Linked DNA regions of Mus musculus: all the other regions are linked to region 3. A link is a contact called in ENCODE Hi-C or POLR2A ChIA-PET data. All regions are on one chromosome and are shown on one strand. The core of a region is the stretch at or near the end of the contact, and the rest is flanking DNA. Distances in the headings are between cores, read along the strand shown.

Evidence for each region. Hi-C counts contacts between places; a loop is a spot of excess contacts on that map. ChIA-PET counts read pairs that join two places held with the same protein, here RNA polymerase II (POLR2A).
Region 1: a loop to region 3 is called in a map of T-helper 17 cell, with 6 times the contacts of the local background. The contact joins the promoter of Zfp560 here to the promoter of Zfp317 in region 3. A Hi-C loop is called at or near these places in 3 of 37 maps with a recorded cell type or tissue (T-helper 1 cell and T-helper 17 cell). POLR2A ChIA-PET finds 5 or more read pairs at or near these places in 1 of 5 experiments (Patski).
Region 2: a map of left cerebral cortex shows a loop between it and region 3 (7-fold over the local background). The contact joins the promoter of Zfp846 here to the promoter of Zfp317 in region 3. A Hi-C loop is called at or near these places in 1 of 37 maps with a recorded cell type or tissue (left cerebral cortex). POLR2A ChIA-PET finds 5 or more read pairs at or near these places in 1 of 5 experiments (Patski).

What each region holds. Positions count from the first base shown.
Region 1 is chr9:20,383,223-20,386,914 of GRCm38, forward strand. Zfp560 (zinc finger protein 560) reads right to left here and starts at 1,936. Exons shown (of 7, transcript NM_001004190.3): 1 at 1,795-1,936.
Region 2 is chr9:20,579,852-20,583,429 of GRCm38, forward strand. Zfp846 (zinc finger protein 846) reads left to right here and starts at 1,477. Exons shown (of 6, transcript NM_172919.2): 1 at 1,477-1,827. It overlaps Gm51704 (a long non-coding RNA gene), which reads right to left. Exons shown (of 2, transcript XR_003948290.1): 2 at 499-3,578.
Region 3 is chr9:19,620,831-19,624,410 of GRCm38, forward strand. Zfp317 (zinc finger protein 317) reads left to right here and starts at 1,261. Exons shown (of 9, transcript NM_172918.4): 1 at 1,261-1,455.

The sequences.
Region 1 (3,692 bases), core at 686-3,185, 760 kb after region 3:
CTCACAGTCATAGTGTTTACTGTAGAAAAGCATTCCATTTTGGCCTTAAACCTTCTAATATAGGAGACAGTAAAATAAAATCAAAGATATTCCTACTTGTTGGCTTGATAAAATGGTCGCATAGATCCCTAGTTAAAACAACTAAGAGAGACAATACACAAAAATAGGGAGCTTAGGGTTAAATTTTATATTAAAAACAATTCTAGGAGGGTGATTATCTATCTCTATTGTTTCTCCATCTGTGGCCAACTTTGCTTGCTGAAATCCAAATATTAAAGGGCATCTATTAACATCTTACTATAACCTTGATTTGCTGGTACCACCACCTAGCCCCCTAGAAGCAATACTCGTGAAATTACTGATTCCATACATTCGACATCTGGTAATTACTGAACTCCAATAAATTCTGTAGTGTCTACTTCAATAGCTTCTCAGCAGAGTTTGCTTCCACCTCCAAAGTGAAATAGTACTCATTTTCCAGGTGACCTAACAGAACTGTCATCAAGCACTATCATTGCAAGCAAGAGCGCTGCGGCGAGACCCAACTTCTTCAGGAACACGAGTGTAACATTACACTGGCGAGTTAATAATCTAAAGTAAAGGGCATCAGAGGGGCTGAGAAACTCCTGACTCAGCATACTGACTAGAAAGCCAACACTGAAGAGAACATGATCTGCAGTCAGGAGCCAGGGAAAACCTTACAAAAACACTCAACATATGATAAAGCAACTACTGGCATGTCTCCGTCCTAAGACTACAAAGAACAAACATACAGATGAAATTTCCAGTCTCTTTTCTGCCCTCTCAAACCCCAAGCCCCTCGACACACACTCTCCACCTTCCCAGGAAAGGACAACCTCCTTCTGCTGAGGTCTCCTCTCTCTTTCATTATCATACTGCCTCTGTCAATCCTAACAAACAAGAACAATGATCTCCAAAGAGACTCAGGTGACACACTGAAAAAGGCAGTCCCAACACTCGCTAATACTTTAGGAAGAGGGAGAGATGACTATTTCCCACTCCCTTCAGCATCACTAACTCCAACATCTAGTATTTTTGGATTAAATCGCCATTTTTTTCTTTATTTTACCTATTACCATACAAAGACAGGAAAAATATAGCCCTCAACTTTGAGTCTTCATCAATTTGCAGTCTCATATTTATTTCCTTTATTAAATATTAAGCTTCTCCAATTGCTACAAGCTGCCCAAGAATATAGGCTGAATTTTGTCGCTTTGCCATAACCAACTATCCACATATACAAGAAATGACCAAATAAAACACCCATAAATAAATAAATAAAAACACTAATAAGTCATGTAACCACTTCCACAATGGAACATGTTATTTTGGGGAAACACATATTTTTCTGGTCATTGTCATTATTTGGTTCAGGATCAACTTTTATTTCCTTTAAGGCCAGAGCTATTTTTTTTTTCCATCAACACAACTCACCCAAACATTTTTTGCAGAAATAAATCAACCCGAATACTTCAATAGTCTCCACCCATTCCTCCTACAGGTCCTTGTTTTGAATCCTGTAGGTAGGGCCTAAGAAATTCCGCTACAATGAGTGAATACTGGTTTAAGGTTTTGTTTGTTGTTTTTTGTTTTTCCAGTACACACGCGTTTACAAGCACACCGACAACTAAAGAGATGGCTTTCTACCCAAATGTAACTAAGTGTTGGAAACAAATAAGGGACGTGCGAAGAGGATGCCGTATTTCTGACGACACACGCGTTTGTAAATACAAGGTGGCAAAGCCCTCTCAACAGCTTTCACCTCGCACTCACCTGAACTCGCCAATTCCTGAAAATAAAGACAGAGAACCAAGCGCGCAGCGGAGGTTCCGGCCGCGCTGGCCCGCACAGCCCGAGGAAGTGCAGCCGCCGAGGGGCGGACCCCGCCTCTGAGGAACAAAGGAGCTTCACACCCTAGAGCTCGCGCCGGAAGAGTCGGAAGGTAACACCGCCAACGGCACTTCCGCTCCCGGCCTGGGGCTGCAGGACCAGTTCCGACCACTGCGCGGGCTGTTTGGAAGACGTTCAGAGCAAGAATTTATTTAGTGTCGCCAGCGTCTCATACAAGTTGACGACCACAGAGATGGAAAAAGAACTCTGCAACCAAGGGCTGGAGCGTAAGAGACTGCGGAGGGCGGCTGATGTCACTGCTGTTTTCTTCGACTTAAGTGTCCTCCGGCTTCGGGCGCTTCAGTTTACCCTGAGTTTACGCCCCTTCAGGCAGGGCAGTTACCGATTCCTGCCCCAAGAGTGGCTTTACCCCAACTCGATTTAGAGACTGCTGGCCTGACAACCAGACCAACGACTGGAGTTGTGCCCGTGTGGACACAGGACAGACCTGTCAAAGCGCACACGTCACCCAGTGTTGCTCCTGTTAGGTTTGTGAGCCTTAATGCACCCACTTAAGTATCCAGGTACTTGTGTCTCTAGTCACAGAATTAGACGAGAAACACGCCTTTCGAAGTAAAGACAGTTTATTACGAAAAGGAAAGTAGGGTGGATGAGATGGCTCACAGAGTAAAGAAGCTTGCCTCCAAGCCTGATGATAACCTCAGTTCAAGACCCGATGAGCGAGCCGAACTTCCACAAGTTGTCCTCAGGCCGGCACACGTGCACCTGCACTCTTAACCACATTATACAAAATAATAACTAAAAGAAAATTGGGACCAGGCATAGTGACCCACACTTTTTTTATTAGATATTTACTTTATTTACATTTCAAATGTCCCCTTTCTTGCTTTCCCCTCCGAAAACCCCCTATCCTTTCTCCCCTCCCCCTGCTCACCAACCCACCCACACCTGCTTCCTGGCCCTGGCATTCCCTAAACTGGGGCATAGAACCTTCACAGGACAAAGGGCCTCTCCTCCTATTGCTGACCAACTAGGCCATCCTCTGCTACATATGCAGCTGGAGCCATGAGTTCCACCATGGGTACTCTTTGGTTGGTGGTTTAGTCCCTGGGAGCTCTGGGGGTACTGGTTAGTTCATATTGTTATTCCTCCTATAGGGCTGGAAACCCCTTCATCTCCTTGGGTCCTTTCTCTAGCTCCTTCATTGGGGACCGGACTCTTTTGAGACCCACACTTTTTTAAATTCAGAGTTTGCAAGAGTCGGAAACAGTGTGAGTTGAGTCCAGTCAAGTCTACATAAATAGTTTCAAACTAGTCAGGAATATAGGGTCACACACAAGAGAAAGAAAGGAAGGAAAGGGCTTAAAGGGGGTGAGGAGCACTCTTGAGAATGGGAGTGGTCTAGAGAGCAAAGAGCCTAGAAAATGAAATCTGTTCCTTATGACCCTTATCATGACATTTATATAGTACCTGCCACTCCTAAGTATGTGAGGGCTTCTTTTGAGCATGCTTCATATATGTTGTACATGTTATATAAAAAGACTTCCATGAGGAAGTCTTTTTCTGCCAACTGGCTTTTATATGTTTAATATTACTGTAACTCTTACAGTCTCTCCTGTCACTACATTCTTCTAGTGACTGTATGTTCCTAGATCTTTACTAAAGCAGAATAGAAAGATGAAAATTTGGGGGGACATGAGTAGGAAAAGCCTGAAAAAGTAGGTTTATCTTCTTGTTCCTGCTAATAGACTCAGAATAAACTGTAGACTCTGGGGAAGGGGAGTGTCTTACTACTTTGGCTTTGCTAAATGTTGTTGTTT
Region 2 (3,578 bases), core at 227-2,726, 960 kb after region 3:
CCACAAAGCATACACGTGGTGCACAGACATATATGCCGGCAAAACACATATAAAATAAAATGAATAAATCTAATAAAAACTCTAAAAAACATTTTTAAAAAGAGTATACATCTGAGTAAATTGGCTTTATCCCTGAAATGCAGGGATGATCTAAAAAACACGTCAATAAAGGTAATAAGTCACATAAATGGACTAACAGACAAAAACCACATGATCATCTCAATAGCTGCAAAAGACGCCTTTGACAAAGGCCTTTGAAAAAACAGTCTTGAGTACCCTTGGAGCCATTTCTTGCCCTGTGTGTGACCTAACATCTTTGTGACTATTAGGTCTATAATACAGCAGTAGTCTCTGCTAAACAAAAGGCTACAATTGCATCTGATGCCTATAGCAGAGATTTTCTTTTTCTGCAACAGACCTACTTGAGTTTCTACCAACACATCTGGAGTGTTGTGCTTATAGTGTGGTATCCACCAGAAAAGACTGCTCAGACATGAGTTTAAGCCAGTAAAAAGTCTTTATTAGCCAGGTCTTTATTACACTGGATGTTCCGGATCCCAGTGCAGCACTGAGCCTTTCTCAGGGTGAGCTTTTAAACACAAAAACCATATCCTGGCGACATGTTTCAGTTAACGAGAACATATAGCCAGAAGGAGAACTACAGAAGCCAAACAGCAAGGTTTGTACATTTAAAGACTTTCCCAGAACTACAGACTTAGATGGATTAGGTCTTTGTTTTCATTTTGGCTAGTGGTTCTGTCTACATGCTGAGTTTTGTGGCTGAGTTTTCTACCATGAAGTCAATTGTGTTAAGGTCTGGGAACATGTCATATGCTTTAGTATTTTCTTTGTTACTGCAATAACCTCATGAAACAGCATATTTGCATATGGAACTTGAAGTGCTAATCTGTATTCCTGCGCCAAAGTCACTTATTTTGGCTCGAGAATATTCTCTCTCTCTCTCTCTCTCTCTCTCTCTCTCTCTCTCTCTCTCTCAGTCTCTCTCTCTCTCTCTCTCTGTGTGTGTGTGTGTGTGTGTGTGTGTGTGTGTGTGTGTGTGTGTGTGTGTGAGACATAGTCTCAATTTTCAGACTAGCCTTGAACGCAGAAATCTGCCTGCCTCTGCCTCCTGAATGCTGGGACTAAAGGCACAGCGGCACCAAGCCTAGGCTAAGACTAAAACAAGAATGGGGAGGGAGGAAGAGGGGAGGAAAGGAGGGAAGAATGGGAGAGAGGGAGGAAGGGAAGAATGGGAGGGAAGAAGGAAAGAAAAGAGATGGGGATTAGATTAGATAAGAATTAGATCAGGCTTGGTGGGCGACTGTGTGCTGCCATGTGGGTACTGGGAATCCAGCCTGGGTCCTTCTCCAGCTCCTAGAATTTTATCTCTATCCAAGGTGGCTGGGACCCAAATCTCCCGGGCTTCACGCCAGGACGGAAGCGGAAGTGACGCCTGCAAAGGCCCGACTCTTTTCTAGTGATGGCTGCGTCCTGTAGTTCTCAGTGTCTTCACCTCCGGTTCATCTTTACGTCTAGGAAGTCGCCGAGGCAAGGATGGGGGGTGACGGCGGCCGTGGAGGGTCAGTTTAAGGCGTGGCTGTGTGTGCAGCTCGCCGAGGGGCGGTCCCCGTAGGCCCGAAGCCTAGGACGGGCGGGTCTCACGGGCACCCCGCCTCCCTCTGGCGAATGCTCTCCAAGCTTCCATCTGCTCGCTCGCCCTCTGCAGAAGCCGCCTTCCAGATTCCTCTTCCAGCACAGAAGCCCGCCACGGGCCATCTCTCTGCAGCCGCCGCCTCCACTGCACAGCCCAGCGATTGTGGAGCTCGGGTGAGCGCCCCAGGCTGTGATTTGTTCCTTGCAGAGTGTGGCTTTGTCTTTGGCATCGTCTGATTAATTCTGCCACATGACATTCGGGTAGAAAAAGTATTCGTAGGTATCTAGGACTAAACATTTCTATTTGGAGGTCAATCTTTATTATTTGGCTTTTCCAGAACTCGCTAGGTAGACCAGGCTGACCTAAACTCCTGGAGATCCGCCTGCCTCTGCTGGCATTAAAGGCTTTTGCCACCGCCTGCTAAATGTTTATTTCCTTAATCTTAACCTTTTTTCATTTTCCATGCCTTTCCTTCCTCACTCTCTCCATTTCCTTTCTCTTTCTTCACCTCTCCTCCTCTTGACTTTACTGCTAGTAGAACTGCTCATTCAGTGAGCTACTAACCCTTGCCCTGAACATTTTATACATAAAGTACAGATACTGTGTGATTATGGCTTTCTACTGGTGAGAATGGGAGTACCCTGTTCTCTTTATTTGAAGTTTCCAGGCCTGTACATCCCTATAGAGTTTAAAAAAAAAAAAAAAAAAAAAAAAAAGAAAAGAAAAAGAAAAAAGAAAGAAAGAAAAAGAAAAAAAAGTGGGAATTACCCTGGCTCAGCTCAGAGATCAGTTCCCATGGGTTGGTCTTACTTTCCACCATCTGGGCGCTGGAGATCAGGCTCTCTGGCTTGGCCTTTACTCGCTGGTTCATCTCCATGGCCTCTGTTTTTTGTTTGTTTGTTTTTTGTTTTTGTTTTTTTAGAGACAGTGTTTCTCTGTATAGCCCTGGCTGTCCTGGAACTCACTTTGTAGACCAGGCTGGCCTCAAACTCAGAAATCTGCCTGCCTCCGCCTCCGCCTCCGCCTCCGCCTCCGCCTCCGCCTCCGCCTCCGCCTCCGCCTCCGCCTCCGCCTCCGCCTCCCAAGTGCTGGGATTAAAAGCGTGCGTCACCACGCCCGGCTCCATGGCCTCTGTTTGTTCTCTGAAGTAGGGTCTCAGGTAGCCCAGGCTATCATACACCTTGCTATGTAATTGAGGCTGACTCTGAACTCCTAATTCCCCAGCCTTTACCTCCCAGGAGTTGGAATTTCTGGTGTCTAGCATCATGCCTGGTTCTATAGGTAACTTTTGAAGAGTCTCAAGTTCTTTAAGAAAGTCATGTTTTGCTATTTCTGAGTGAAATCAAACGTTATATTTAAAAATTAGTGTGTTCCCCTTCCCACTTACTCCCACATACTTAGAGTAGCTCCAAAGGAGAGGTTTGAAAGCTGCAGTAAGGATTGATAATAAGTAACATAGGCTTCGGGGCCACAGGGTCTAGAATTACTCAGTTCTACTTAGTAACTTTGTCCATGGTTATGCTGTGATGTTCTGGTCATGAGTGGCAGCTGTTTCTCGGAAGCAGGATAGTTATCTTAGTAAGAGGGCATAGTGCCTTGAGTGGGCTGTGTAGCTCAGCGGTTGTGGACTCATTGGCATTATGAGGCGCTCCAGTGGTAGAACACAAAAGGCTTCGGTTTGCTACAAAGTACCAAGAAGGCTAAGCCATTGCCTGGCTCTTGGATATCTTTGCATCTGCTGAGTGAGTCCAAGTGCTTGAAAACTTTGTATTATATGGTTTAAATTTTTTATTTACTGTTTCTGTATAGACATGTATGGTGGGTGTGGCTGTGGAGGTGGATCAGGTTCCTGGGTTTCTGTGACAGGCTCCCTTGCTTTCTGAGCTCCCTGCTACTGTAGTTGTAACTCTTTCTGGCCTGCGCT
Region 3 (3,580 bases), core at 11-2,510:
TCTTTAATAGTATCATGATTTTCATGGTCCATGCTGAGAGGATAGGTTGATAATGCAGAAATACTATGGTTATGAGAACTTTATAACTTCATGTGAAGTTCAAATACTATCATAAATCAAATTAACTTAGGCAATTTCCAGTATCCTCAGTTCATTTCATTGCCCATCCCTATATCTGGCTGAACAACCTTTATGAAATTCTTTAACATATATTATTAAGACATGAATAATCTTAATCAATCCTAAAAACTTACAATGCTATAGATAGCAACACAGATACACAGCAGAGTTTTTTGTCCTACTTTTCTGCAAGATATTAATCTATCACCCATCATATTTATTAAATGCCTTGATCTTTCACTCTTTTCATTCTATGACTAATAAAATCCCATGTGTGCAGTTCCTTGGCAAAAATTTGTCTTTTGTCACACCCTCAGTTGGTGTTTCTGGGTCATGGTCTTTGGTATTTGTTTGTGAACAAATTTATCTGCGGCAAGAGTAGTTTTGTGTTGACACCGATTTTGAAACGAACAAGTTGATAAAGCTGCTATATTTGAGGTTAGGTTGGGTGTGTTTTCAGTATTTAAATATGTGTCTAAATATCTTAAGTAAGGCAGTGTAGTTTTGGGGGTATAGGTATGGGTTATGGGTTATAGTGATTGCATACAATATTTAAAGTAGGAAGAGTGACTGCTAACAGGTTCAGGTTGATGATCTTAGAAAGAAGAACAAGCTGAAGGCAGGCCCATAAGATGATGTGGTGCAATTAGAACTTGGAAAAAGCATATATATACATATATACATATATACATATATACATATATACACATATACACATATACACATACACACATACACACATACACACATACACACATACACACATACACACATACACACATACACACATACACACATACACACATACACACATACACACATACACACATACACACATACACACATACACACATACACACATACACACATATATATATTCTACTTGAGCATCCTTGTCAGGGCCGTCCAACTAGAAACTACATTTCCCATAAACCCTTGTCAGGGCCGTCCAACGTAGAAACTACATTTCCCATAAACCATTTCAATCTCATTTAGAAGCAATTAATCGGTTTCGCGAGAGTTCCTAGTTCACCAAGAATGCACGGCTCATTAAGGTTATCAAACTCCATTTCCCAAGATGCACGCCGTGAAGGTTTCACGTTATAAAAGGCTTATGAAGTTTCGCGAGATTTCGAAGACGGACGTGAAGTAGAAGCCATTGCTTCGGGGAGCTAGTGGAAGTCACATGTGCGAAAGGATAGTTGGGGTTTCCCCTGTGTTTGGACCCTCCTGTTCCCCGAAGCGTTCTGAAGCATTCCGGGGCCTTGCGTGAACTTCTAGTTCTTCCGCCTTAGCCGCGGAGACTTCCGCTTCCTGGATTCCACCCTCAGTCTGGTAAGCCCGTGGTTCGTCACTTAACCCGTTAGCTCCAGGAAGCGGAGGGCTGTGGCCGGGATGAGGACAGCAGAAACCTTAGGAGGCGTGCCTTGAGGTCCCCATCCTGGCGACCCAGGAGAGGTTTTAAAATATGTAGACCAGGATGTTCAGGGGTGTCGGAATGACAGTGATTGCTCTTAGCATGGGTTTCCTTCCTAAAACTATCATTGATATGTGCACACCTTTTTCTTTTTGTTATTGTGAAACTTGCCTAATACCTTTTCTATTATGTTAAATCATCAGTTGCTTTATGCGTTTGTTGGCTGACAATCCTCATGTGAATAAATTACTTGTAAACATAGTTGTAATTTAATTTGAAAGTTAATCTAATTAAATACTTTGAACTTTTTCCATAATATTTTTCCAAGCTTTTATATAAAAGCCACAACTTCAATAAACATATAATTAAAGATAATTAAAGATAGCAATAGCTATGTTTTTTGCAGAGGCCAAATTTTTGTTTGTAGTCTACAAGGTGACAATGGTATCCGTAAGTAATAAACATGACTTTAGAAGTTAGTGATGATGGTTACACAATAATGAACATGATAGGTGCCAGGGAAATTGAACACTTAAATTTTAAATAAAATGGCAATTTTTATATTATGAAAAAATATTAAAACGATGACCATTTAGTGAATTTATAAGCTAGATTATGATGGAGATCATTAAAGACTCGTGTGCTCTTGTTATAGTACATATTTTCTCTCCCCTATAGTGAAATATGTGGATTTTGCTGTTCCCCCAATACTATTATGTATTTTAATGAAATCATTTTTCTACTGATCCAAGTATCCCATTGCACCAAGTATCTTAAACTCAAAAGGTAGTCACTTTTCAATAGTGTCACACCTTATATTTTAAAATGAGATGTAAAACCCAGATGCTGCATTTCTCTCTCCAAGGTGTGTTGGGTCTGTATTTTAGTCTTTAGAATATTGACATTTTTATGCCATTAAATTTTATAGTTAATCTGTTTATATAGCTGAGCAATTTGATTTTAAGTGTATTTTCTTTTTTTTTCCTCTCAACCTTTTTTCTACTTGTTTTTTTTTTTTTTTTAATTTTTTATTAGGTATTTTCTTCATTACATTTCAAATGCTGTCCCAAAAGTCCCCTATCCCCCACCTTAGAATTCTGTGGTTCATATTGTTGTTCCTTACCTGTGTTTTCAATAACATTTTCTTCAAGCTGTTATACTTTATGAATTTGAGATCAAGATTATTTCTAAAATATATATTTCTACTAATTTAGTACAGTATTTGGATGTTGTTCATAGGCAGTTCTGTCACCTGACTAAAATAAGTAAATATGCTTCCTTTTAATTATACACATTTGTTATATCCTGGTTTGGATGGAGATTTGAAATATTGGTAGTGAGTTTATCTAGCACAATCATAGATGACCCTGCTTTCCTTCTGACTCTTAAGTAAAATTGGCTTCCCATATGCTGGAATTTTTTCTATTTTTATGTCAAGGAACTTGTCTTTTTCTGGAGGTGTTTTGTTTTTTGTTTGTTGTTTTTAATTTTGTTCATCTGTTTGTTTTTATCGTCCTTTTCTTTTCCTTCTGTATTGCTGTACTCTTCTATTGTGTTTTCTTTTTTTCTGCTCTTTTTTCCCCTGCTGTATTTCAGGTGAATTGAAATATCTTGTGCTTGACCAATATAATGCTGGTATATCGAGTGAATAAGCAAATAATGGAGTTTTTGTTTTTGTTTTTTTTCAAGCATAATGGAATTAGGACAATTGACTTTTCAGTAGTAACTAAGTTTAGAAAGGACACATTTTCCTGACATTAGGAACTTCTTGCTGCGTTTGCTTGTTTGTGTGTGTGTGTGTGTGTGTGTGTGTGTGTGTATGTGTGTGTGTGTTTTACTGTTAAGTTTTCCTTTTCTATTTCAGGCTCATGCCAGCCATCTTCCCAAAACATGTCAGAGGCTTTTTCCCTCTAAATTCTGGAATATTTTGGGTAAGGATATCACTGGACATGTTGGTAGACGCCTACAATTTCAGCACTTAGGAAGTAGATGTAGGAGAATCAGAAGTTCAAGGACAGTGTGTACTGTATGCATGTCTAGTTA